2 separate regions of the Homo sapiens genome follow, and region 2 is linked to region 1. A link is a loop called in an ENCODE intact Hi-C map of the cell type or tissue named here. Cell type or tissue: ascending aorta. All regions are shown on one strand. Links, peaks and the distances in the headings refer to the core of each region. The heading gives the core; the rest is flanking DNA. Region 1 has its middle 24 kb from the start of HEATR6-DT. Region 2 holds the start of LINC01999 (long intergenic non-protein coding RNA 1999).

Region 1 (12,780 bases), core at 3,312-11,311:
TTGTCCTTCCTGATTTATTAAGGCTTTATTCCCAGAATTACTCAAATCCTAAAGAATAAATCTTATTTGATGGGAGTATCAAATGAGATTTTAAGTGGGAAAATATCTCATTAATGTTAACAGTATATGTTTTTAAATAAGATTTTATTATTTTTCTAGCAAAAAGCTTATAAACTATATCGTTTGTTTTATTTTTAAAAAAAGGAAACTATAAACCCAATATTTTAAGAAATGACTTCATTCACTTAACACTTTTGAGCTGAGTCTCTCCTCTCATCAGTTCTCTGTGAGCAGAAAAGAGGGAGGCTTAGGGGCTTAGGGGATTAGGGGTCATGGTCACTGGGAAATGCAACAGAAACCTGTCGGAGCGCCTAGAACCTAGAAGAGTTAGCCATAGTAAATCGGTTGGTGCATATCCTTATAGAACTTTTATTTTGTAAGGGTGTGTGCAAACTAGTTATTATGTTACATCTTACATACATTTACAACCTTCCTTTTTATACCTAATGTATATTTTTCCATGACCTTGAATGCACTTTTATAACTTTTTTTTAGGTTTTAAGGCATTTTATTGCTAAGTTCCACCTCCTAGATTTGGGAAAGAATCTAAAAAACACATATTTGGTGCCTTCTGTGTGCTCTGCCCAGTCACACACGTTATTCTATTTAACCTTCTGATGACCTAGGTTTCTTCACCACTCTCTTTTAGAGAGTTGCTCCCAGCAGTCATGTGACTCATGTAAGGCCATGTTGCTCCAGGTGGCTTGCAATCCAGGTTGGCTGAACTTCCAACTACATTCTCTTTGCTGTGCACTGTCCAAAAGTAAGGAGAGTTTCCTGCCTCTGGAATTCTCTATGTACAGGTGCCACCAGTTGTTTTCTTTGTGCACAGAAGAAAGTAAAACCCAGAGGCCACTATTAGTGATGGAGATGCATTGTCAGGAGAGGACAGAAGACAGGTAGAAGTTGTCAGAGCTCTCATTTCTCCCACATGGGCTTGTACCATATGCAAATGGTTTCATAAGCATATGGTAACAGTGTGTTCAGCCACAAGAGGGAGAACAACTTGGAGCTGGAGATCCTTCTTCTCATGCCTCACCGTACTTTTGACTTCCCGAAAAAAAGGATTCAAGTGGCTCATTTTGGCATCTTGCAGTATAGTGTATTTCCACTGGGCAGGGAGTCGCAGTCTCTCTTACGCTCAGGCTGGCCACAGCGGCTTTCCTGGATATGTCTTCATCCTGGTTCAATCCTAGGGCGGGGGAACAGGGTTGCCCGCACCTTCCTAACAGAGCCAGGCTCCCAAGTAGAGCAGCTGAAGAGGGAAAACAGTAACTGCAGGCTGCAGAACTCATTGTCTGGAGCAATATCTGGGGACTGGGGCAGGTCCTCGGCCCACCATGGTGATGAAAAGTGCTCAAATCATCAAAGAGTAAAAATTCTACACCAAAACCCACACTTTCCACAATAGTCATGTGGATTTCTCCTCCTAGCCTGAGGGCATTTCTCGGGTGCTCCTTTCTGTGTATGATTCTTCACCTCCAGGACAGCCCAGCTCCAGCACACTCAGGACAGGCTATGCCTGATTCTGCCTGACATGCTCCAGGCTTAGGAAACTGGCTCCTGCGAGCCTGGGCTGCCACCCCTCTCCCTGACTCTGGGTTCCAACCCTGGCTTCCTGGGGTGCTTGTGGCATGGGATGGAGTTAATGGTCAGCCTGGGAGTTGGAACTTCCACATTGTGTTAGCCTTTAAAACATCAGTGTCAGCCAGGAACTCAGAAAAGATAAAGACTCCAGACTGCCAAAAGCCCCTTCTCTTAAAGGGATGAGTCAAAGGCTTTCTTCCTTTCCCACATCCCAGGCAGGATTCATCTCTACCCTATTCCCAGAATAAACAGAGTCCCATTAGGTTTTCATGCCTACAATTGTCCCCAATTTGTACTAAAGAGTAGTTGGTTCCAGACAGGAAAACCATAGCCTCCACTCTATAGAGGGTGAGAAATGTGTGTATAAACAGCCTGCATTCGAATGCAGATAGTCATGGCAGGCTGGATGAAGACCACCACTAGTTCAAAAGATGCTTCTTTGAGAATTAGAAAAACGCCCCCTTCCAGTAGACAGAGTCCCATGGGTAAACAGACAGCACCTGTATCCTATTTAGGAAAAGTGTCCCTCCCTCTAGGTGTAGGCAGTGCCAGGGTGGAGCACTTCAGAAATGACACTGGAGATGGATGATGGTCCCACTCATCCTGGCCACCAGACATAGTTGTTCAGTGCACAACCTGGAAAATCATGCATGTCAGCCCTGGTTAGAGTGGATGAGATGAAAGTATGGGGAGATCTTATACTTGTGCTTTCATTTCCTGTTACATCTTAAGTATAATGTCATTCTCATTGCACAGACATGGAAATTAGGGCCCAGAAGGTGAAGTGATCTGTTGAAAAATAAATGGCAAGGCTGGTCTCTTCAACTCAAAAACCAGACCACTTTCTACCATGCCATACTGCCTCCTTGCCTGAAGCACTTTTAAAGAGCCACCTTCTGCCTACGTCTGCATCCTTTAGTTTTCTCAAGGCACAAAATCTTTAAGAACCAACCACCCAGCATCTTTGCATATCTTGTGTCCTGGTGTGGCAGCTGCTGACCACATCCTGAGTCACGCTCACGGCCAAGCTCCCCCACTCAGGACCATTTGTCTGTCCAGATTCATCTTTTCCTGTTCTTTGCAAAGTCCAGCTAGAGCAAGCAACTTCTTCCCAATGGGTTTTTCCCATCTCTGGTTGGCTGGCTGGCTGGGCTTCCTCTACAAACCCGCCCCCGCTTTCCCCTAAGCAGGGCCTGGTGGCCCTGTCCTGTGGAGCTGGGCTCATGAGGGCATCTGACCAGGGGCAGCTATTCCTGGTGCTGTTGTCATTGTCCTGTTTCATGTATGAACGTAGCTGCTGGCCATGTTCACAAATGAAATGTGAAATTGTAATTACTTTGGTCTTCATCTGGAGGTCCACTGAGAAGCCTCATACAAACTTATGGCCCTGTTCATCTTAAAGCGTTTTGATTCATACTTTCGAATGGCCTCATGAGGACCTTTTATAAAGTAAAAATGTTAGGCAACCACATGATATCCATTGACCCAGTGAGGCTGTTTTACTGGATATAAGAGGTTTGACCCAGCACTTTGGGAGGCTCAGACAGGAGGATCACCTGAGGCCAGGAGCTGGAGACCAGCTTGGCCAACATGGCAAAACCCCATCTTTATTAAAAATACAAAAAAAAAATTAGCCTGGCATGATGGCACATGCCTGTAATCCCAGCTACTCGGGAGGCTGAGGCACAGGAATCACTTGAACCGGGAGTTGGAGGGTGCAGTGAGCTGAGCTGAGATGGTGCCACTGCACTCCAGCCTGGGCAACAGAGTGAGACTCTGTCTCAGGAAAAAAAAAAAAAAAAAGAGGTTTGAAAAAATGGTAGCACGTACTTATGTTTTCACAATATTTTATGTATATAAGGATTTACCAACCTCATGCATTAAGTGCTATCCCCAAAAGACATGCAGTTGCTGTAGGAAAAAACATCAAGTTCTGAGCTCCTACTGTTTGCCAGGCATATTCTGAGATGATCACGTTTAAATCTCAGAGTTACCCTGCAGAGTAGTCAGGGTATCACTGCCTGACAGATGAAGAAGCTGAGGCTTACAGCAGTTAAATGACTTATCCCAGGCCACATAGATAATGAGTGGGAGAGCCCAGGTCTGTCTGTGAGGTATAATGAAATTAGCATAAACCCTCCACATTGGTGCCACTTGAATAAATTAACATATTCTCTCACAGAAAGTATTTTATTGGGCATAACATTTTATATGTTTTACCATTTAACATTAGTTGTGGATCTTCCCACATCACATAAATATGCCTACTTCTTTTTGGATTATATGATTACTAATCAGCGGATTTACTATAATTCATTTAACTAATACCACTTTTGATTGTCATTTTATTTGCCTAATGTTTTTTCCTTTTGCACAGATAGATGTAATAAACATGATTTTATAGTAATATTTTTGTCTGCCTGTGAAAATGTTTACTGTACAATAAACTCCTAGGAGTAAAACCAGGTCAAAGATTATAAATACAGTATTTATTTTCATAAATATTATCAAGTCAGCCACAAGTGTTTAAATCACTAATGGCTTCAGATTATTGTATTTAATGAGTAAACACTTTTATAGGGTTTGCTTTTATAAACACACTTATTTGTCAGATATCATTCTAAATGCTTTACAAAATTAACTTTTTCAATTTTTAATATAACCCTGAGATGTATATTATGATTATCCCCATTCTACAGATAAGAACACTGAGGAGTTAATTAACTTGCCACATATCTAGGAAGTGACAAGGCTAGTTGCACAGCCAGGCAGTCTGGCTCCTGAGTCCACATTTTAGACAACACTATACCTCCTGGTTCTTTTGAGGCATTACTACTGGAACTACCCTAATACTCATGAATAAACATTTCTTTTGGGGAGGGTCAAATAAAATTTTAAACAGAAAAGCGTTTCACCAACTGTCAAGCTCATAAAAGTTGTACATTATCCACTTTTTTCATGATGCCCACAGATAATTTATTAATGATATCATCTATTTTAAAAGACATATGTAAAACCCAACCCTTAAGAAAGGATTCCTATCACTGTTCCCCACAGGCACCCTCCTCAGTCTTACACCTTTCCACCCCCCAAAACAAATCATTCAGCATATTTATTTCATACTGTAATATAGGAAATAGCTATTTTTTAGACTTTTTATATTATTAGCACTGATCATACAAACATGGAATAGAAATTCCTTATGTTTTATCTGGATTTAAGGTGATACATAATGGAATATATTTCTATCAAGCCGTACACATTAGAGATAATGAAATCACTTGTGTTCTAGTTTAAACATTATGGGAATTTCAGAACTGCAACATAACAAATAATCCTCGGATGAAAACTAAATCTCTCCTCTGGTCAGGCATCTATGTGCATCAGTGAGGAGAAGACAGGGACTGTGGAAGGGAAAACAGCGAGTCAGGAAGGACTGTGGCCACGTCCATTCCCTGGTCCCTCAAGTAATTAAATCCTGACCTCCTCTACCCCAGTCTGTCCTGGGGAATGGCCAACACTGGCCTTTCACAACTGTGTGTTACTAGAAATGCAACAGAAACCCAGCTGAATCCCCTCCTCTGCCCTTCTCAAAGGAAAGATCTGTCCCAGGACCATTTGTTCCAACATTTTCAATTATGAGAACTGGGAAGATAAAGTTATTTTTACATTTATAAAGAAACACATATTTATTCACACTCATTACAGGAAGGTCAGAATCTATACAAAACCAAGAGGATTTTTAAAATCCCATAATACCACCATCAAAAGAGCCACACTTAGCATGTTGGTCCACAGGCTTCTTAGCACCCTCTTCTGTTGGTGTATGCACAAAATGCACAATCACATTCTGTCTACATTTTATAATTTGCCTGTTTGTTGATTAACACTATATATTGAACAATTTTTAAGACCTGCAACATATGTTGACAACATTACTTCCAAACAATGTATTTACAAATAAATGCACACACACACTATCTGTCTTATATACAACGTGTCTTACTTTCTAATTCTCCACTCTTGAAGATTTAGGTTTTTCCAACTTTTTCTTAATATATTCACCAGGAGTCAGCAACTTTTTTCCATAAAAGGCCAAAGAGTAGGCCGGGCGCAGTGGCTCACGCCTGTAATCCCAGCATTTTGGGAGGCCAAGGCGGGCAGATCACGAGGTCAGGAGATCCAGACCATGCTGGCTAACACGGTGAAACCCTGTCTCTACTAAAAACACAAAAAATTAGCTGGGTGTGGTGAGTGTGGCGGCGGACACCTGTAGTCCCAGCTACTCGGGAGGCTGAGGCAGGAGAATGGCGTGAACCCGGGAGGCAGAGGTTGCAGTGAGCCAAGATCGCACCACTGCACTCCAGCCTGGGCGACAGAGCAAGACTCTGTCACAAAAGAAAAAAAAAAAAAAAGGCCAAAGAGTAGATATTTTAAACTCTGCAGGCCATAGGTTTCTGTTGCAACACTCAACTCTGCTGTTGCAGGGAAAGAAGCCATACACAATTTGTAAATGAATGGGCATGACTGTGTTCTTCCCGACATGGTTTGCCAGCCCCTGATGTATAACACTACAGAGGATGCTGTTAGAATGAAATTTCTTTACATATCTCTGATGATCTCCTTAGGACTAATTACTAGACATGACATCATGGTAGCTGTGGGTCAAAGGGCATGCATGCTCTGGGATGTACATTCCCAGATTGCTCATCATGAGCCTTTCTCATGTCAAAATGTTTTGTGACCACCAGAAGGCTGGTTCTGCTTTTATTACCCATGGAATGAGAAATAGAAATGACATGGCATGGCCCTTCCCCACAGCACCACGGCTTCTCTTCCTCAGCACGGCGACAGGGGCTTCCCCTTTGCCGCCGCCGCCGGCCAAGCTCCGCCGCCACCGGCCAAGCTCCGCCGCGCCCGCGGCCCGCGGCCGCCATGCAGTTTATGTTGCTTTTTAGTCGTCAGGGAAAGCTTCGACTGCAAAAATGGTATGTCCCACTATCGGACAAAGAGAAGAAAAAGATCACAAGAGAACTTGTTCAGACCGTTTTAGCACGGAAACCTAAAATGTGCAGCTTCCTTGAGTGGCGAGATCTGAAGATTGTTTACAAAAGATATGCTAGTCTGTATTTTTGCTGTGCTATTGAGGATCAGGACAATGAACTAATTACCCTGGAAATAATTCATCGTTATGTGGAATTACTTGACAAGTATTTCGGCAGTGTCTGTGAACTAGATATCATCTTTAATTTTGAGAAGGCTTATTTTATTTTGGATGAGTTTCTTTTGGGAGGGGAAGTTCAGGAAACATCCAAGAAAAATGTCCTTAAAGCAATTGAGCAGGCCGATCTACTGCAGGAGAAAACAGAGACTATGTATCACAGCAAGAGTTTCACTGGGTTTAAGAAAGCGTACTAGAATACCTGCTGGAGTACTGACACGCATCGAAATGTAGTAGGGTATATACATTCAGTTTGTAATGACAATTCTGTCAAGTTTGTTATTTATATTTTAGCATTACCTGAAAAGTCTAATTACATTAAATCCCAAGGGATAGTCCCAATTACTTCATTAAACTGGTATTTTCATAGGGAATTTTGCTTGGATAATGATCCATTATTGGGGCTTATAATTTATTTTTTACACAGAATATGGAAATAGCTTCAGAGGTTCATTGACAAAAAAGCATTCATTAAATACTGTGAATCACTAATGCCATTGATACAGAAGAATTTCCCTATGAAAATGAGAGCTTCTGTGAGAAAATGAAGTAGTTGGGAGTTTAATTTCTTACTAATATGATTTTAACTTGCTGCTTCATTCCACTATATTCTGAGTTGGGGGAAAAGGGCAGCTATCTCTTTAAAATATTTAGGAATTCTTTGAGGATTAAAATGTAACTGGCTTTTGTCCTCAGATACGTTTGTAATTAATGGTTGTGTAAGTTTAGGGATTTGTTAGATATTTTTCTTGGAACAGTTTACATGATTTTGTAGTTCAATATTTCAAAGTTTCAAATTGAATAAATATTAAAATGAGGATACTTTAAAGACACTCAAATAAGCAATTTTAAACTTGCTTTCTGGTGGGGATATAATCCCTTTGAGAGTCCGAAAGATGATGGGCCGTCACCCCAGGAAAATTTGTACATCATTTTGTTTCTAATTTCAGGGAACTCTCGGAGCCCCTAGAAGTCCTTCTGTAGACACTCAAATCTGGAGAGTTTGTTAAAATCTGTCTTGAGGATTTTTAAAAAAGTAATATCCTCAGTCTCAGTCAAATTCTTTGGATTTTTTGCTTTTGTAGGTATAAGTAAACAGTTAAAAACCTTCATTGCTACTTAAAATACCAGATGAGTGACTACTTTTCCAGTTTTTTTGGGAAAGATTTTTCTCTAGTTTCTTTAGTTTATGTAATACAAATGTACTAATGAATTTAAACACTGGTGGAAGGGAAATATTCTAATTGAATTTTTGGTCAACTCAGTATTGACCAGATGACTTACACTGAAAATCTTTTCATAATATTAGTAGTAAATATAGTGTTTTAGGATTTTGTAAAATTTCTGGAGGATGTCTGTCATCATTTTGAACACTGTATGTAGTAAAGTTAGAAAAAAATGAATCTAAAGTCTTGGGCATTGTTTAGAAGTTAAATATTCAGCCTTAAACCAAAGAAGGAAAGCAAACAGAAACTTAAGTTTTAGTTATCTTTACTGTGAACTAAATGTTCTAGAAATCTGATTGTGTCTGTGTCAGTTTGTATACTGTGTGTAAGAATATATGCATTTCTTTTGTAGCCACGTCATGAATATTTTAATGTCCCTGTGTACTAAATGACTACTCATCGAGTATGCAGAATTTCACAGAGGAAATAGAATGCTGATATACATATGAAAGAAAATATCCTCAGCATGGTGATTTATTGTCTTGTATAATAATAGTAGAACATTTTAGAACTAGTACTTTTATGATTGTATTTTTTTCCTGTTCACATTCCAAACTTTTCTGTATTTTCATTCTATATGTGATCTTGATACAGCTCATTCCTCTCTGCAACTGATTTAATCTCATCTTGATAAAATATGACCTAGAAGTGTTTTGAGTAATATTAAATCTTAAACATATACATATTATTAATGAACCATCTGTGATTTATCTTATAAGAGGAAAACATGACAATCATTAAAATGTTTACCAAAGAAAATATAGCTGAAGTGCTAGGTCAAAATAAGCAGTGCCATAATATATAGTGTGGTTTGGTCTTCAAATATTGAGGTTAAAAAAAGAAACTATTTTGTGTGATTATCTTACAATCTGTATGAGCTAATGTGTTCTAATGTATCACATAAAAGTATATGTGAAAATATTACAAGAAACTAAAATTAATTTGTACCATTATATAATATTTAAGGTTAAAACATTCAGTATTAAGAAATTTTGTAGTGCCACATTTATTGAATCACATTTGTGCTATATAATAATATCAAACAATCCCTTTAAGAACTTATTAGAGAGCTATGTCTGAAGTCTGTTCTGCAGTATCTGTTGCTGAATAATAACTCTTTCAAAGCATTAATGCTGAGTTTATATAGTTCAAAAATTCTAATATTCATTCAGTTTTAATACCTAAATACTTATATTTTACTAGTGATGGCATTCTAATATATTAAGTCCTCATTTAAATACTTAATACTTTGTTAACTGTGGCATTATATTTCTGAATTTTAAAACCTTTAATATTGGTAACTATTGCATATTCTTTTAATAAAACATGCAGCATATTTTTTTATAAAAGGAAAAGAATTCATTGTTTATATATAGACAGCATAAAGCCTAAGTTAAGTAAGTTATTAAACAATAACTTCACAAGATGTTCAAATCGATTTACCACTGAAAGAAGATCTATGAAAATGTGTTTTGACCAAACTTAGTATTAGGCAGGTACACAGATAAGATTTTCCATTCTTAACATTCTCACTGTAATGCACTACATTTGAAGCACCTGGATGTGCTATCAGGTGGGAAATTTAGCATTATATATTGGAAGCATTGAGAAACATTGGTCTTTCATTTCTATTTTTCCCCTCCTTTCCTCCTCCTGCCCCATAATATATTATTCATCTGGTTTTAATGCTACATAAATATGCATTGTCTCATGTCTGTTTGCGTTGGATGCCTTGTGCTAAGCTGTAACAAAATGTTGCTTCTTTTGCTGTCTGTATACAGCTGCTTGCTTTAAATTAGTAGATTCTGAAATAGCTTTCCTTGCATGTCTAAAATAAAAGTATTGCATATAAAAAAAAAAGAAATGACATGGCATGTATGCAGGATATTTAGTCATCATATAGATAATCCTTGTGCACAAGGGTATTCTACATTCTTTCCCAATAAGTCTACATCTGCCAGAGTTGAAATAAAACAAAACAAAACAAACCTATTTAGCACCTTCTGTATAGCAGGCCCATTCATATATGTTATTGTATTTAATTCTCAGAATTCTTATGACCTAGGCATTTAAATTAAAAAAAATTTAGTTGACAAGGATTGTATATATTTAATGCATACAACATGATGATTTCATATATGTATATATTGTGTACTAATTATCACAAATTTATTACATCCATTATCACCTATGCTGTACATTAAATCTCCAGCATTTGTTCATCTTACAACTGAAAGTTTATAGCCTTTGATTAATAGCTTCCCATTTTCCCCACCCCCAGCCCTTGGCAACCACCATTCTACTATCTGTTTTTATGCATTTCACTATCTTAGATTCCACATAGAAGTGAGATCATACAAAACTTGTCTTTCTGTGTCTGGCTTATTTCACTCAGCATAATATCCTCCAGGTTTATCCATGACAGGAGTTTCTTCTTTTTAATGGCTAATAGTCCATGGTTTATATACATATTATTTATCCATTCATCTGTTGATGGGCACTTAGGATGTTTCCATATCTTAGCTATTGTGAATAATGCTGCAATAAACATGGGGCACAGATCTCTCTTCAAGATTCTAATTCCATTCTGGGGAGTATATATCCTGAAGTGGGATTGCTGAATTGTATGGTACTTTCACTTCTAATTTTTTGAGGCACTTCCATACTGTTTTCCATAAAGGTTATACCACTTTACATTCCAACCAACAGTGTACAAGGGTTCTCTTTTCTCCACACTTTCACCAACACTTGTTATCTCTTCTCTTTTTTAGAATAGCTGTCCTATCCTATGTGGCAATATCTCATTGCGGTTTCGATTTGCATTTCTTTGATGATTAGTGACATTGAGCACCTTTGCATATGCTGGCTGGCCATTTGTATGTCTTCCTTGGGGAAAAAAAAGTCCATTCAGGTCCATTACCTATTTTTAATTGGGTTATTTATGTATTTATTAATTTTTGCTATTGAGTTGTGTGAATTCCTTATATAATTAACCCCTTATCAAATATATGGATTGCAAATATTTTCTTCCATTCCATAGGTTGCCTTTTCATTTTGTCATTGTTTCCTTTGCTATGTAAAACGTTTTAAGTTTGATATAGTCCCATTTATTTATTTTTGCTTTTGTTGCCTGTGCTTTGGTGTTATGGCAAAAAAATATTATTGCCAAGACCAATGTCAAGAAGATATTTTCCCTATGTTTCCTTCTAGGAGTTATATGGTTTCAGATATTACATTTAAATCTTTAATCCATTTTGAGCTAATTTTTTGTATATGATGTAAAACAAGTGTGCAATTTCATTCTTTTGCAGGAACTTTCCCCAACACCATTCATTGAAGAGAGTTTCCTTTCTACATTGTGTATTCTTTTTTGTAAAAGTAGAGTGAAAGGAAGCCTATTAAGAAAGTAAAGGAATAAAAGAATCTACATTGTGTATCCTTGATGACCTTGTCAAAGATTAGTTGACCATATATGCATGGGGTTATTTCTGGTGAGCTTGGTAGTTTTATCTCCCTCATTTTATCGATGAGGAGGCCAAGTCTCAGAGAGTTCATAGACCTGCCTAAGGTCACTCAGCTAGAGGTGGTACAACCAGGGTTTGAATTGAGATCTGCCAAGCTTCCGAGTTTATTCTTTTTCCCCCACACCAAGGATCCTCAATTCTGCCTTACTGACATCAGGATCCAGTCAATTCTTTGTGATGGGGGCTGTCCTGCACCTGGCAGGATGTTTAGCAGCTTCTCTGGCCTCCACCCACTGGACGCAAGGGGAATGCAGAAGAGTCTTGCTCATTCTCCCATTTAATCCTCAGGACAATATCTGACATAAGTGTTATGTCTTTTATTTCATAAATGAAGAAAATGAGACTCAGAAAGGTTTAAGTCAGTTACCTAAGAACACACAGACAGCAAGAGGTAGAACTAGGAACTGAACACAGGTGTCCACATGGGACAACAAAAAATGCAGTTTCCAGCTTCTTTTGAGTCTCTCATTTCAATAGTTACCATCATCTGGATACGAGCTGAAGCACAGGAAACCTGGGCTGAACTCTCCTCCCATCAGGCCTAGGAGCCCCAGACCAGAACCCCAGCCCAAGGTCTCCCAGTCAGGCCCGCTGGAGGGAGCTGGCATCCACACTGGCCAGTTTCCCAAAGCTACAGGGATGCCAGTCTCACTGCTGATGAACAAAAGGAAGGGCATTTGCTTCTCCTGCAGGCTGTCGGGATTTAACACAGATTCCTTTTCTTGCTCTCTTCTCTCGTAGCACAAAACAGGGTGGTCCATCCCCCTCCCGCTGTCCCAAGGCTTTGTTGCATGTTCTCTTTAATTTCTCCCACTCTTGCAGTGCACCCTACCTGCATCTCCCTGGCAACCATTCTGCTCTATCCTCTCCACACCTGGATCACAAGAACACTTGGGAGGCCCCTTAACAAGCTACATCCCAAATTATCATTCCCCTTTGTCCTCAGCCAGTGCCCAGGTCCAACTCGCTCTCCTGCGGTGACTTTCTTTCCTGCCCAATATGGTTTCATCATCTGTAAATTGGGGATAATTAAAGTCTTGATCCTGATATTTGACTCTCAAAGCAGAAGTAGCAAGCTCAGCCAAATCACTTAAACAAGAGGAGACGTTCCTTGTGAACCAAAAGGGCACTGGTCAGAAGGGCCGTTCCTTCTTCTCTCAGG
Region 2 (12,780 bases), core at 1,746-9,745, 470 kb before region 1:
TCTTGAAAACAAACACACAAAAGCAGCTTGGTGTGGTGGCTCACACCTGTAATCCCAGCACTTTGGGAGGCCAAGGCAGGAGGATCACTTGAGCCCAGGAGTTCAAGATTAGCCTGGGCAATATGGTGAGACCCCATCTCTAAAAATAAAAATAAAAATTAGCTGGGCATGATGGCCGAGGTGGGAGGCTGAGCTAGGAAGATCACTCAAACCCAGGAGTTTGAGGCTGTAGTGGGCCATGATTGTGCCACTGTACTCATCCTGAGTGACAGAGCAAGATCCTGTCTCAGGTTTGTCTTCAGCAAATCTCAAGACAAGTCCACTGAGAGCCAATCTGGGGGACAGCAAGAAAATAAGAATAAAGGCCTTAGAGAATTGTGGGAAACCTGCAAGTGTACCAAAATACAAACAATAAGAGTTCCAGAAGGAGAGGAGAGAGAGAAAAGGGTGGAAATAATATTCGAAGAAATAATGACTGAAAACTTGTCGAATTTGAAGAAAGCACAATACATTCAAGAGTGCAATGAACATCAAGTGGAATAAACTAAAAAACCTTAGCTAGACACATTACAGTCAAATTGCCTCTGCTAGCTTCTGGTGGATGCTAGCCCACCTTGGCTTGTGGCCACATCCCTCCAGTCTCCACCTCCAAGGTCACATTGCCTTTTCCTCTTCTGTCTGTGTTAAATCTCCTTCTGCTTTCCTCTTACAAAGATACATGTGATTTTATTTAGGAGCCCCCTAGATAATGCAAGATAATATGCCCATCTCAAGATCTTTAACTTAATAACATCTGCAAAGTTCTTTTTTTCCCCATATAAGATAACATTCACAGGTTCCAGGGATTAGGATGTAAATATTTTATTTTAGGGAGGATCATTATTCAGCCTACCACACTTACTATTAATCTGAACTACACATATATTTTTGTACTTTCTGAGTTTTATACCTCATACAGGCATAACATATTCAAAATATATTTGAGAGGGAGAGAGAAGAATGGGGAAAGAGGGAGGGGAGAAGAAAAAAGATGATGGGTAGGAAACTTCTTTAAAGTCATGTATCCTCTTCCTCATGCAGGGACAGTTTCTCAACTCTGGGAAGCACTGTTTTGTTTTGTTTTTTTTTTTTTTTTTTTTTTTTGAGACAGAGTCTCACTCTTGTCGCCCAGGCTGGAGGGCAATGGGGCGATCTCGGCTCACCACAGCCTCTGCCTCACGGGTTCAAGCAATTCTCCTGCCTCAGCCTCCCGAGTAGCTGGGATAACAGCCGCCTGCCACCATACCTGGCTAATTTTTTGTATTTTTAGTAGAGATGGGGTTTTGCCATGTTGGCCAGTCTGGTCTCGAACTCCTGATCCCAGGTGATCCGCCCACTTTGGCCTCCCAAAGTGCTGGGATTACAGGTGTAAGCCACCACGCCTGGGCTGGGAAGCACTTTTGATTCTGTGATAAGGAGGCAAAGTATTTCAAAGCTGGATTCTGGGAATGGCCTACCTTAGTCTTATATCTATTCTATTTTTCATAGTTACTTTTTTTTTTTATTTAAGGAAATGACAATCCTTATTTAGATCTTATCAGTTTTTTTACTAATATCTTTTTTCTGTTCCGGGATCCAATCCAGGATCCCACATTGTATTTAGTTGTCATGTCTCCTTATGTTACTGACCATGGGTTCTTGGGCTCTCAATGCAAAAGAAATTGACATGAGGCCAAAAGAGCTTTCCCAGACAAGGCTTCATTGGAGCTTATGCTGAGACATAAGGGAGGCAGCACAAAAGAAAGAATTCCCTGAAGAGCTGGTAGGGCTTTTTTGGTAGGCAAAGCATGAGAATTGACATCAAGGGTAGGGTATGCAGGCTGGGCTGGACAAAACACGTGATGGGTAGGGTATGCAGGTCAGCATATCTGATTGTGATGGTTTTCTTGAGTAATGGGCCAGCTGGTGGTCTGGCCAGGGCAACCAGGCTGTAAATCAGTTGTTCAGCATTCCTTCCTGAGGGGGAACACTCTGTGACCTTGATTATCTCCAAGGCCAGTTCCTGGAATTCTTTAAGTAAAAGGACTATTAGCAGTGACGTAGTTGTGTGAGCATTTCAGTGGGAATGCTCTAGTTGGGGGTGAGCTGAATGAAGCCAAGCCCCAACTCTACTTTGTCTCACTTGGACTCCTACAATCTGTGACAAACTTAGACTTTGTAAAAACAAAACAAAAAATCCCACATCTGTGACAAATTTAGACCTTGCCAAAGAGGTAAAGAGGCCATTGGATAAGGTAATGCAAGCCTAACCAAGTACTGAAGGTGAAACAAATTCTTCAGTGGGGAGCTAAATTTTAAGCTCCTCATAAGGCAAATGGAATGTTCATAGAGATTTTCCTTCAGAGGTTTCTACTTAGATCATTCTTTGGAATGCTCTATTCCAACCCTTTGATATATGTAGAGGGAGAGGCTAGGCTGCCCTTTCCCAGACACTGGTGAGCTGAGCAGTCTCTGTTAAAAATCTGTATTTATTTTTGCACACAAGTCCAAGAAAACATTATCAATTCTTTACAGGCAAAAGGAGATTTATTGGGTTTATTATTATTACTTTTTGAGACAGAGTCTCACTCTATAATCCAGGGTGGAGTGCAGTGGCACGATCTTAGCTTATGGCAACCTCTGCCTCCTGGGCTCAAGAGATCCTCCTACCTCTGCCTCCCCAGTAGCTGGAACCAAAGGCATATGCCACCATCCCCAGCTTATTTTTTAATTTTTATTTTTTGTAGAGACAGGGTTTTGCCATGTTGCCCAGGTTGGTCTCAAACTCCTGGGCTCAAGCGATCTGCCTACTTGGCCTCCCAAAGTGCTGGGATTACAGGCATGAGCCACCATGCCTGGCCCAGGAGATTTATTAATCAGCAAATGTATGTTGAGTACCTACTTGTACTTGGATCTTAGGTTTTGAGGAGGAAATAGGTGATCAATAAATTAACCAGATAAATTTATACCGGCTATGAAGAAAAAAAACAAAGTAATATGTTACGGTGTTGGGAGTGTGTATATGGTGGCTACTTTTGGTGATCAAGGTTGTTTTCTTTGAGAAAGTGACAGTTGAATTGAGATTTGAATGACAAGATGCTGCCAGTCATGTGAAGCCACAGAAAGAAAGTGTTCCAGGCAGAAGGAACAACTCCTCCACACACCCTAAGACAGGAATAGGCTGGTTTGTTTGAGAAACAGAAAGAAGGCCAGTGTGGCAACAGCATATTAAGCATAGAGAGATAAAAAATGGGAATAGATGTCACCCCACTTAACCAAATAAAACATCGGGAGTGAATAAGTATACTCTTCTTTTTACTTTTTTTGAGATGGAGTCTCACTCTACTGCCCAGACTGGAGTGCAGTGGTATGATCTCGGCTTACTGCAACCTCCTCCTCCCAAGTTCAAGCAATTCTGGCTCAGCCTCTCGAGTAGCTGGGATGACAGGTACCCACCACCATGCCCAGCTAATTTTTGTATTTTTAGTAGAGACAGGTTTTCACCATGTTGGCCAAGCTTGTCTCAAACTCCTGACCTCAAGTGATCTGCCCACCTCAGCCTCCCAAAGTGCTGGGATTACAGGCATGAGCCACCGCACTTGGCCCAGAATAAGTATACTCTTCTTAACTTACTAAGAGCAAAAATGGACTTCAGAATGCTTTCTCACTTGTCTCCTAGTGAACACAGATTGGGTTCCCTTCAAAGCAGAGGCTGAGACAAGGAATTGAATTAAGGTAGTTTATTTGGAAAGTGATCACAGGAGAGATGGAGGACAGTAAAACAGAGGAGCAAAAGATCATATAAAGGTAATTATCCAGGTTGCGACTGTGGAGATCAGGAGCTCCAGTCAGCCAGGGCCTCCAAGAATGATTCTTCCAAAGGAAAGGAGGCTGGATCATCACCTATTCCTGTCCCCCTCTGCCTGAGGGTTACCCTGGACTGCACTTGTCCATGGGTCTAGCAGGTTCCTGTGGCACTGAAGAATGTCCTGGGCATTGAACAAGATGCACACAGGTACTCATGGACACCATTAGTGCTAGGTGCATCTGAACTTGTATGGAACTATTCAGCACAGCTGTGTCTAAAAGCAGAGACATACGGAGGGGACATTATATAAGACCCTAGGGGGTCTGCCATAGGTGCCTCTCATGATTTTTGAAACTTTCTCATCCAAAAAATTATTCACCCCATAATTTCTAATAGGTGTTTATTTGTGTCCCTTCCTGTAGCTGAAATTGAAATGTGAAATTGCTAGTGGGCAGAGAGGAGGAAATGAACCATTTCCCAAACCCAGGACGGAGCAACACAAAGGAAGAAACAGAAAAGGGCTGTAATGGGCTGCTGTGTGACTCAGGAAAGGTGGAGTCACAGATAATTTGAAGTTCCAAGTACTCTCAAAAGTTTCAGCAATTTTTCTGTCTAAACTCAGAAACTGGATCTCAGTTTTGCCCTGACATTTCTCAAAAGAAGATTTCAGGGATCTTATCTGAAAGTACTCCATATTTGAAAGAAAGGAATGCCTCCTATCTTTGTTTAAAATATTTCCAGAGTTTTAAATTACTACTCTTAGGGGTGGGGAGAAACAGTCATGATTTATATGTTTTTTTTCAAACAATAAAGTACCTATTGAATTCTCATATTATGTTTGGAATTTTAGTTTAGCGATTTTCCTGCTGAGTGTAAACTATTCTATGCAGTTGGAGAGGGGACATACTAATTACTAACTTCCCATCATTGCCCAGCACATGAACCTTTGTTCCATATACTTTCCCCAAATATTTTGCCATTACAATAGCTAGCAACTTGGATGTCATAACAACATGAATTGGAACAACCAACATTTTCTTCTTGATGTTAATTCTTTTGTATTTTTTTTTCAGACAGAGTCTTGCTCTGTTGCCCAGGCTGGAGTGCAGTGGCGCAATCTTGGCTCACTGCAATCTCCTCCTCCCTGGTTCAAGTGATCCTCCTGCCTCAGCCTCCTGAGTAGCTGAAATTACAGGCATGAACCATCATGCTCGGCTAATTTTTGTATTTTTAGTGGAGATGGGGTTTCACCATGTTGGCCAGATTGGTCTTGAACTCCTGACCTCAAGTGATCCGCCCACCTCAGCCTCCCAAAGTGCTGGGATTACAGGTGTGAGCCACCGTGCCTGCCCCCAATATTTTCTTTTGAATTATTATGTCATGATTAATTTGGAGGGAAGCAGAAAAGACAGGATAAAAGTCTTCACAGGGCAGGACACGGTGGCTCATGCCTGTAATCCCAGCACTTTGGGAGGCCAAGGCAGGTGGATCGCCTGAGGTCGGGAGTTCGAGACCAGCCTGACCAACATGGAGAAACCCTGTCTATACTAAAAATACAAGATTAGCCGGGCGTGGTGGTGCATGCCTGTAATCCCAGCTACTCTGGAGGCTGAAGCAGGAGAATCACTTGAACCCAGGAGGCAGAGGTTGCAGTGAGCCGAGATCGTGCCATTGCACTCCAGCCTGGGCAACAAGAGCAAAACTCCATTTCAAAAAAAAAAAAAGAAAGAAAGAAAAAGAAAGAAAGAAAGAAAGAAAGAAAGAAAGAAAGAAAGAAAGAAAGAAAGAAAGAAAGAAAGAAAGAAAAAGAAAAGTCATCACAGGCCATTTGGCTGGTTTGTGTGCTGAAGTGGACCCAGCTGGAGGGTTTGCTAAATCCCTGGGCTCACTCTCGTGATTATCCCATGACTGGTTGTTATCATGAAAACCTTACTAGCTCTGTCCACTAGGTGGCATTTTCAAAATAGAACGTATAAAATTATTTTGCAAGATCTGCTTTTGCCAAATTAGAGAATGATTCAAAGTTATAAGGTTGATGTCTAGTTTCAGAGAGGGTGCATCCTTTAGGAAGAAACTAGACCCGTAAGGACTCTCATCACTAGATGAGAAAGGTAGTATATTACATATTGCCAGGATGTAAGAGAGATTTCTGTTGCCAGCCCTCTGTTAGCTGCAGAGAATCAGATGTCGTCTGGGCTCATGTGCGACTTTTAATACAAATTTGGCAGAGGGTAGAATAGAGGTTTATTAGGATGCGAGGGAGAAAAGGGAGGGGCCTGTTATGAAGAAAGGCTGTGAACATAGAAGTCTAAAGGACACATGAAGAAAACTTTTCTCAGCTATAATAGTCCTGAACATTTTTCTTTTTCCTTTTTTTAGATGGAGGCTCACTCTGTCACCCAGACTGGAGTGCAGTGGCACAGTCTCGGCTCATTGCAACCTCCGCCTTCCAGGTTCAAGCGATTATCCTGCCCCAGCCTCCCGAGTAGCTGGGATTACTGGCACGTGCCACCACACTGACTGATTTTTGTATTTTTAGTAGAGACAGGGTTTCACCATGTTGGCCAGGCTGGTCTCAAACTCCTGACCTCAGGTGATCCACCCACCTCAGCCTCCCAAAGTGCTGGAATTACAGGCGTGAACTACTGTGCCCGGCCAAAAATATTCTTAAGAAATAGGGAGGATGTCTGGGACCCGAAAGGATTTTGTAAACTAGCAGTTAGTGATTTCAGAAACTGCTGGATCTCCCTCAGAGAAGGCCCAAGTTCAGGAAAATGTTGAAAGATACCCTCTGAAAGCAGCAAATGAAGAGCAGGGCTGGGACTAGCGCAAGGCAAGTGAGGAACCGGTCGTGCACAGATGCTCACCCACAGTGTCCTCCAAGTGCAGGTATATGGAAAATAGAACTTTTTAATCAGGAGCAGTGGCTCACACCTGTAATCTCAGCACTTTGGGAGGCCAAGAGAGGATCACTTGAGCCCAGGAGTTCAAGACCAGCCTGGGCAACATAGTGAGAGACCCCATCTCTACAAAAAAATTCAAAAATTAGTGAGGTGTTGTGGTGTGGGCCTGTGGTCCCAGCTGCTTGGGAGGCTGAGGTGGGAGGATCACTTGAGCCCAGAAGGTCAAGGTCACAGTGAGCTGAGCTGGCGCCACTGCATTACAGGCTGGGTGACACAGCAAGACCTGTCTCAAAAAAAAAAAAAAAAAGAAAAGAAAAGTTATATTTAATTTTGTTAATTAATTTGGTTTTTTGAAATGAGGGTCTCTTTCTGTCACCCAGGTTGTACAGTGGCATGATCAAAGTTCACTGCATCCTTAACCTCCTGGGCTCAAGTGATCCTCCCACATCAGCGTGCCAAGCAGCTGGGGGACCACTGGTATGTGCCACCATGTCTGGCTAATTTTTGTATTTTTTGGGAGAGACAGAGGTCTCACTATATTGCCCAGGCTGGTCTTGAACTTCTGGCCTCAAATGATCCTCCTTTCTTGGCCTCCCAAAGTGCTAGGATTACAGACATGAGCCACCATGCCCAGCCAAATAGAACTTTCCTACAGTTCAATCTTAATTTATGACCTTGAGTCCCCATCCTGCCTGAAGCAGAAAACAATCTTATTAATCTAAGGCAAACTAAATCAAATTCAATTATATCTCAATTCATGTTTAAAATACCTTAGTTTACGTTTCTTTCTACTTGATCTTTCTTCCTTTTGGAGTTAATACTCCTGGGAAGGGGGGTAAAAATGCTACCAGGGTGGTTGTAAGAGTGAGCAGAGGTTGTGACATTCTCAGTCTCTACCTATCTGGTCATCTCTGCTGACTGATTTTATCTTCTTTCTTAATATTTTTTGCTTTATGAGACAGAAACTGCTTTTGAACTTACAAAACAAAATTTACTGACTTTCATTTCTGACATTCCACAGTGATGTCCCCACCTGCCTCAGCCTCCCAAAGTGCTGGGATTACAGGCATGAGCCACTGCATCCAGCCCTCTCAGTAATTTCATCTCTAGGAGTTTATCTTAACAATAACACATAGGTGCACAAAGATGTAAAGAAGGTGGCAATATTATTAATAATATTAAAAATTAAATAAGTTGTGTCCATTAGGAGGAGATGGATTAAATTGTGGTACATCCATTATAATACTGTTAAGATTCTTCTGACTATAATCTGAGCGTGGTGGAGCATGCCTATAGTCCCAGCTACTTGGGAGGCTGAGGCAGGAGGATCACTTTAGCCCAAGGAGTTTGAGGCCAGCCTGGGCAACATAACAAGACCTCATCTCTAAAATAAAATAAAAAATTATTATTATTATTTTAAGCAAAAGAAACAGACTGGGTAGTTTTGGGGAAAATGAAAATATGTATTTCATGAAAAGGAAGAAAAAGCTGAAGAATTATTGTGCAGAAATGGATGGAATCAAGGCAGTTTCAGAGAAGATTGAAGGAGTTGTCCTATTTGTATAATTATTATTATTATTAAGACATAGTTTTACCCTGTCACCTATGCTGGACTGGAGTGGCATGATCTTGGCTCACTACAACCTCCGCCTCCTGGGTTCAAGCGATTCTTGTGCCTCAGCTACCCAAGTAGCTAGGACTACAGGCACCTGCCACCATACCCAGCTAATTTTTGTATTTTTAGTAGAGATGGGGTTTCACCGTGTTGGTCAGGCTGATCTCAAACTCCTGATCTCAGGAGATCCACCCTCCTCAGCCTCCCAAAGTGCTGGGATTACAAGCGTGAGTCACCGCACCAGGCCTATTCACATAATTCTGTATTCTGCGTGTGTATGTGTGTTTAACAAGAAGGACACATTATAATATTTAAAACTTTAGTAATGATTTTTTTTTACAATGGCTAGCATGAATAACGTAATCTTAGGGCAGCAATTTAGATTTATCAGGCTCAGTTTTACTATTTGTATAGATCTTCAAGTGACTCTTTCCAAATTCTCCTAGATGTGGTCTATTAGTTATCTGTTACTGCATAGCAAATTACCACAAAATTTGATGGCTTAAAACAACAAACGTTTCTTATTTCATAGTATCTGTGGGTCATAAATTGGGAAGGGGCTTAGCAGGGTGGTTCTGACTTAGGGTTTGTTTGTCATGAGGTACAATTTAGATATTGACTGGGGCTTCAATCTCTTAAGACTTGACTGGGGCTAGAGAATCCACCTTCAGGATGGCTCACTCACATGATGACTGTTAGCAGGAGGCCTCAGTTTCTTGTTGGCTCTTGGCTGAAGGCCTCAGTTCCTCACTACAAGTACCTCTCCATAGGGCTGCTTGAATGTCTTCACACCATAGCAGCTAGTGACTGATCCAAGAGACAGCAAGGCAAAAGCCACAAAGTCTTTCTATACACTAGCCTTTGAAGGGACATACCATTACTGTTGCAATTTTCTACTAGTCACACAGAGCAAATCTGGTACAATATGAGGGGACTACAAAAGGGTAAACACCAGGAGGCAGGGATCACTGGAGGTCATCTTGGAGGCTGCTGTATGGCAGATGTGCCTAACAGAAATAATTTAAGCATACCCGGAGAATGACCCTATGGCCTAAGAAGAATGTGTGTTCGGACGGCCCAGGGCAGTGGCTCATGCCTGTAATCCCAGCACTTTGGGATGCCAAGGCGGGTGGATCACCTGAGGTCAGGAGTTCGAGACCAGCCTGCCCAACATGGTGAAACCCCATCTCTACTAAAAATATAAAAATTAGACCAGGAGCGGTGGCTCATGCCTGTAATCCCAGCACTTTGGGAGGCCAAGGTGGGCAGATCACGAGGTCAAGAGATCGAGACCATCCTGGCCAACATGGTGAAACCCTGTCTCTACTAAAAATACAAAAATTAGCCGAGCATGGTGGTGCACACCTGTAGTCCCAGCTACTTGGGAAGCTGAGGCAGGAGAATCGCTTGAACCTGGGAGGCAGAGGTTGCAGTGAGCCAAGACCACACCACTGCACTCTAGCCTGGCAACAGAACGAGACAGCGTCTCAAAAAAATAAATAAATAAAAATAAATAAATAAATAAAAATTAGCCAGGCATTTTGGTGCGTGTCTGTAATCCCAGCTATTCAGGAGGCTGAGGCAGCAGAATCGCTTGAACCGAGGAGGTGGAGATTGTAGTGAACTGCACTCCAGTCTCCATCTCAAAAAAAAGAAGAATGCGTGTTCGGAACTCTGAGCTAAAGAATCTCTGGGAGTTCAATTGCTGGTCGGTTCACTCCTGGAACCTTCACTAACCAGATCCAGGAAACCTTCTGGGAGCCACAGCTTCTGGTGGTTATTGATTCCAACAATCCAACAACGACCACCGGCCTGTCACAGAGGCAACTTATGTTAATCTTATCTACCATCGCTCTGTGCAACACAGATTCTCCTTTGCGCTATGGGGACATTGCCATCCCATGCAACAACAAAGGAGCTTACTTACGGGTTTGATATGGTGGATGCTGGTTTGGGAACTTCTGTGCATGCATGGCACCATCTCCTGTGAACACTCATGGGAGCTCAGGCCTGATCTCTACTTTTATAGAGATCCTAAAGAGGTTGAAAAGGAAGGCCAGGTGTGGTGATTCACGCCTGTAATCCCATCACTTTGGGAGACCAAGGTGGGTGAATCACTGAGGTCAGGAGTTCAAGACCAGCCTGGCCAACATGGTGAAACCCGGTCTTTACTAAAAATACAAAAATTAGCTGGCATGGTGGCACGTGCCTGTAGTCCCAGCTACTTGGGACACTGAGGCAGGCGAATCACTTGAACCCAGAAGGTGGAGGTTGCAGTGAGCTGAGACAGCACCACTGCACTGCAGCTTGGGCAACAGAGTGAGACTCTGTCTCAAAAAAATATATATATATAATAAGATAAAAAAAGATGAAAAGGAAGAGCAAGCTGTTGCTGAAAAAAAGCTGTGACCAAGGAGGAATTTCAGGGTAAATGGACTGCTCCAGCTCCTGAGTTCACTGCTCCTCTGCCTGAGGGTGCAGACTGATCTGAATGTGGCAGGTGCCCTCTGTGCCTATTCAGCAATTCCTTACTGAAGATTGGAGAGCTCAGCCTGCCATGGAAGTCTGGTCTGCAGCTCCCACTGCTCAGGCCACTTGAATGGGTAGGAACAACCACCAAGTTGTCTTACAGGCTCATAAGCCACATGGAAATAAGGTTGACCGAAAATAAACATGTTTCTTAAAAAAAAAAAAAAAAAAGGAACCTGGGAGTTGCCAATCAGGAGATTCATTCCTTACCTATGAGGAACATAGGAATCCCCATCTCATCCCATGGAATGCAGGCCATACAGGGGATCAAGGCCCTTTGTTTTGGGTTAAATCAAGGTTGCCAGGTGGAGGTTGCTAGGGTGAGAATGCTAAGTGAAAACACTATATAACCAGTATACTTTTTTTTTTTTTTTTGAGATGGAGTCTTGCTCTGTTGCCCAGGCTGGAGTGCAGTGGCACGATCTCAGCTCACTGAAACCTCCGCCTCCCAGGTTCAAGCAATTCTCCTGCTTCAGCCTCCCAAGTAGCTGGGATTACAGGCACGCACCACCGTGCCCAGCTAATTTTTTGAATTTTTAATAGAGACAGGGTTTCACCATGATGGCCAAGCTGGTTTCGAACTCCTGACCTCAAGTGATCCACCTGCCTTGGCCTCCCAAAGTGCTAGGAGTACAGATGTGAGCCACCGCGCCCAGCCAGTATGTTTTTTGTAAGCAAATGCAGTTCTCCTGTCCAGCCTGCCACCACTGGATTGCCCTGTATGTAAGTCTCCTCAATAAACCCTATGTCTCAGCCTGGGAAACATTGTGAGGACCCATCTCTATAATTTTTTTTTTTTTAATTAGCCAGAACTAATGCCTGTAGTCCCAGCTACTCAGGAGTCTGAGGCAGGAGGATTGCTTGTGTCCAGGTGGTTGAGACTGCAGTGAGTCATGATTACACCACTGTATTCCAGCCTGGGTGACAGAGCGAGACCCTGTCTCAAAAAGTAAATAAATTAATTAAACAAACCCTGTGTCTCATTCACTGGCTCTGCATCTCGTCTTCAGCCTCTCAAACATGGTGCCATTGCTGTTGAAGTCAATAGGGGTCCAGCATGACAGCTGCCTACCAACATAAAATTTTGGTTGCCTCTAGGAAAGGGAGATAGATGGTTTGTGCCTGGCAGGAAAGGAAGATTTTCACTGTGTATGTTTTTGTACTTTTTGAATTTTGAACCCTGTTAAATGTACTTAGCAAAGAAAAACCAGTTCCCCATAATTTAGACTGCTGATTGTGACATTTAACATGTTATCAGAATCACCTGAAAGGCTTGTTAAACCACAGGTTGCTGAGCCCAACTATCAGAGTTTCTGATTCAGTAGGTCTGGGGTGGAGCCTGAGAATTTGTATTTCTAACAAGTTTTAGGGTGATGCTTATCCTGCTGCTCCAGGGACCACATTTTGGGAACCACTGACTTAGACCTGCTTGTCCAATATGGTAGCCACATGTGACTATTAAGAACTTCAAATGTGTCTAGTTCAAATTAAGATGTGCTGTAAGTGTAAAACATACACTGGATTTCAAAGACAGTACAGAAAAAGAATGCAAAATATCTCTTTAATAATTTTATATTGATTTATGTTTGAAAATGTTTTAGATATATTGGGTTAACAAAAATATGTTATTAAAAATAATTTCACCTTGGAAGAGGAGGAAGTGAAAAAAAGAAAAAAATTCACCTGTTTCTTTTTACTTGCTAATTGCTAGAAAATTTCAACTTATATGGCTCATATTATATTTCTGTTGGACAGTGCAGACTTAGACAATTCTTTCTTCTCTCCTGTTTCTGTGCTGTTTAACAACAGGATTTCACTACAAGACTAATAAATCTGATAAGCTGATAGTCTAAATTATTGATAGGTGATGATAACGTAATAGGTTTAACCTGTTTTCATTTTAACAA

What was found. A loop is a pair of places that touch in the nucleus more often than their neighbours do. Peaks named below come from ENCODE experiments on the same cell type or tissue, not always from the same donor. Only the 100,000 strongest peaks of a DNase experiment are listed, where the experiment ranks them.
Region 2: it touches region 1 in a loop (4-fold over the local background); 3 of 110 quality-filtered maps call a loop at or near these places.

The regions. Positions count from the first base shown.
Region 1 is chr17:60,096,465-60,109,244 of GRCh38, reverse strand. It overlaps the pseudogene LOC653653. Among named protein-coding and RNA genes, the nearest start is that of HEATR6-DT, 24 kb to the right of the region's middle. In ascending aorta, for the core only: no CTCF peak of the experiment used is centred there; a DNase peak (open chromatin) is centred at 6,434; H3K4me3 peaks cover 525 bases; H3K27me3 peaks cover 713 bases.
Region 2 is chr17:60,562,931-60,575,710 of GRCh38, reverse strand. LINC01999 (long intergenic non-protein coding RNA 1999) reads right to left here and starts at 11,165. Exons shown (of 4, transcript NR_126009.1): 1 at 11,084-11,165; 2 at 10,272-10,378. It also overlaps the pseudogene RPSAP66. In ascending aorta, for the core only: a CTCF peak has its summit at 5,785 (motif pointing right); a DNase peak (open chromatin) is centred at 5,705; H3K27ac peaks cover 493 bases.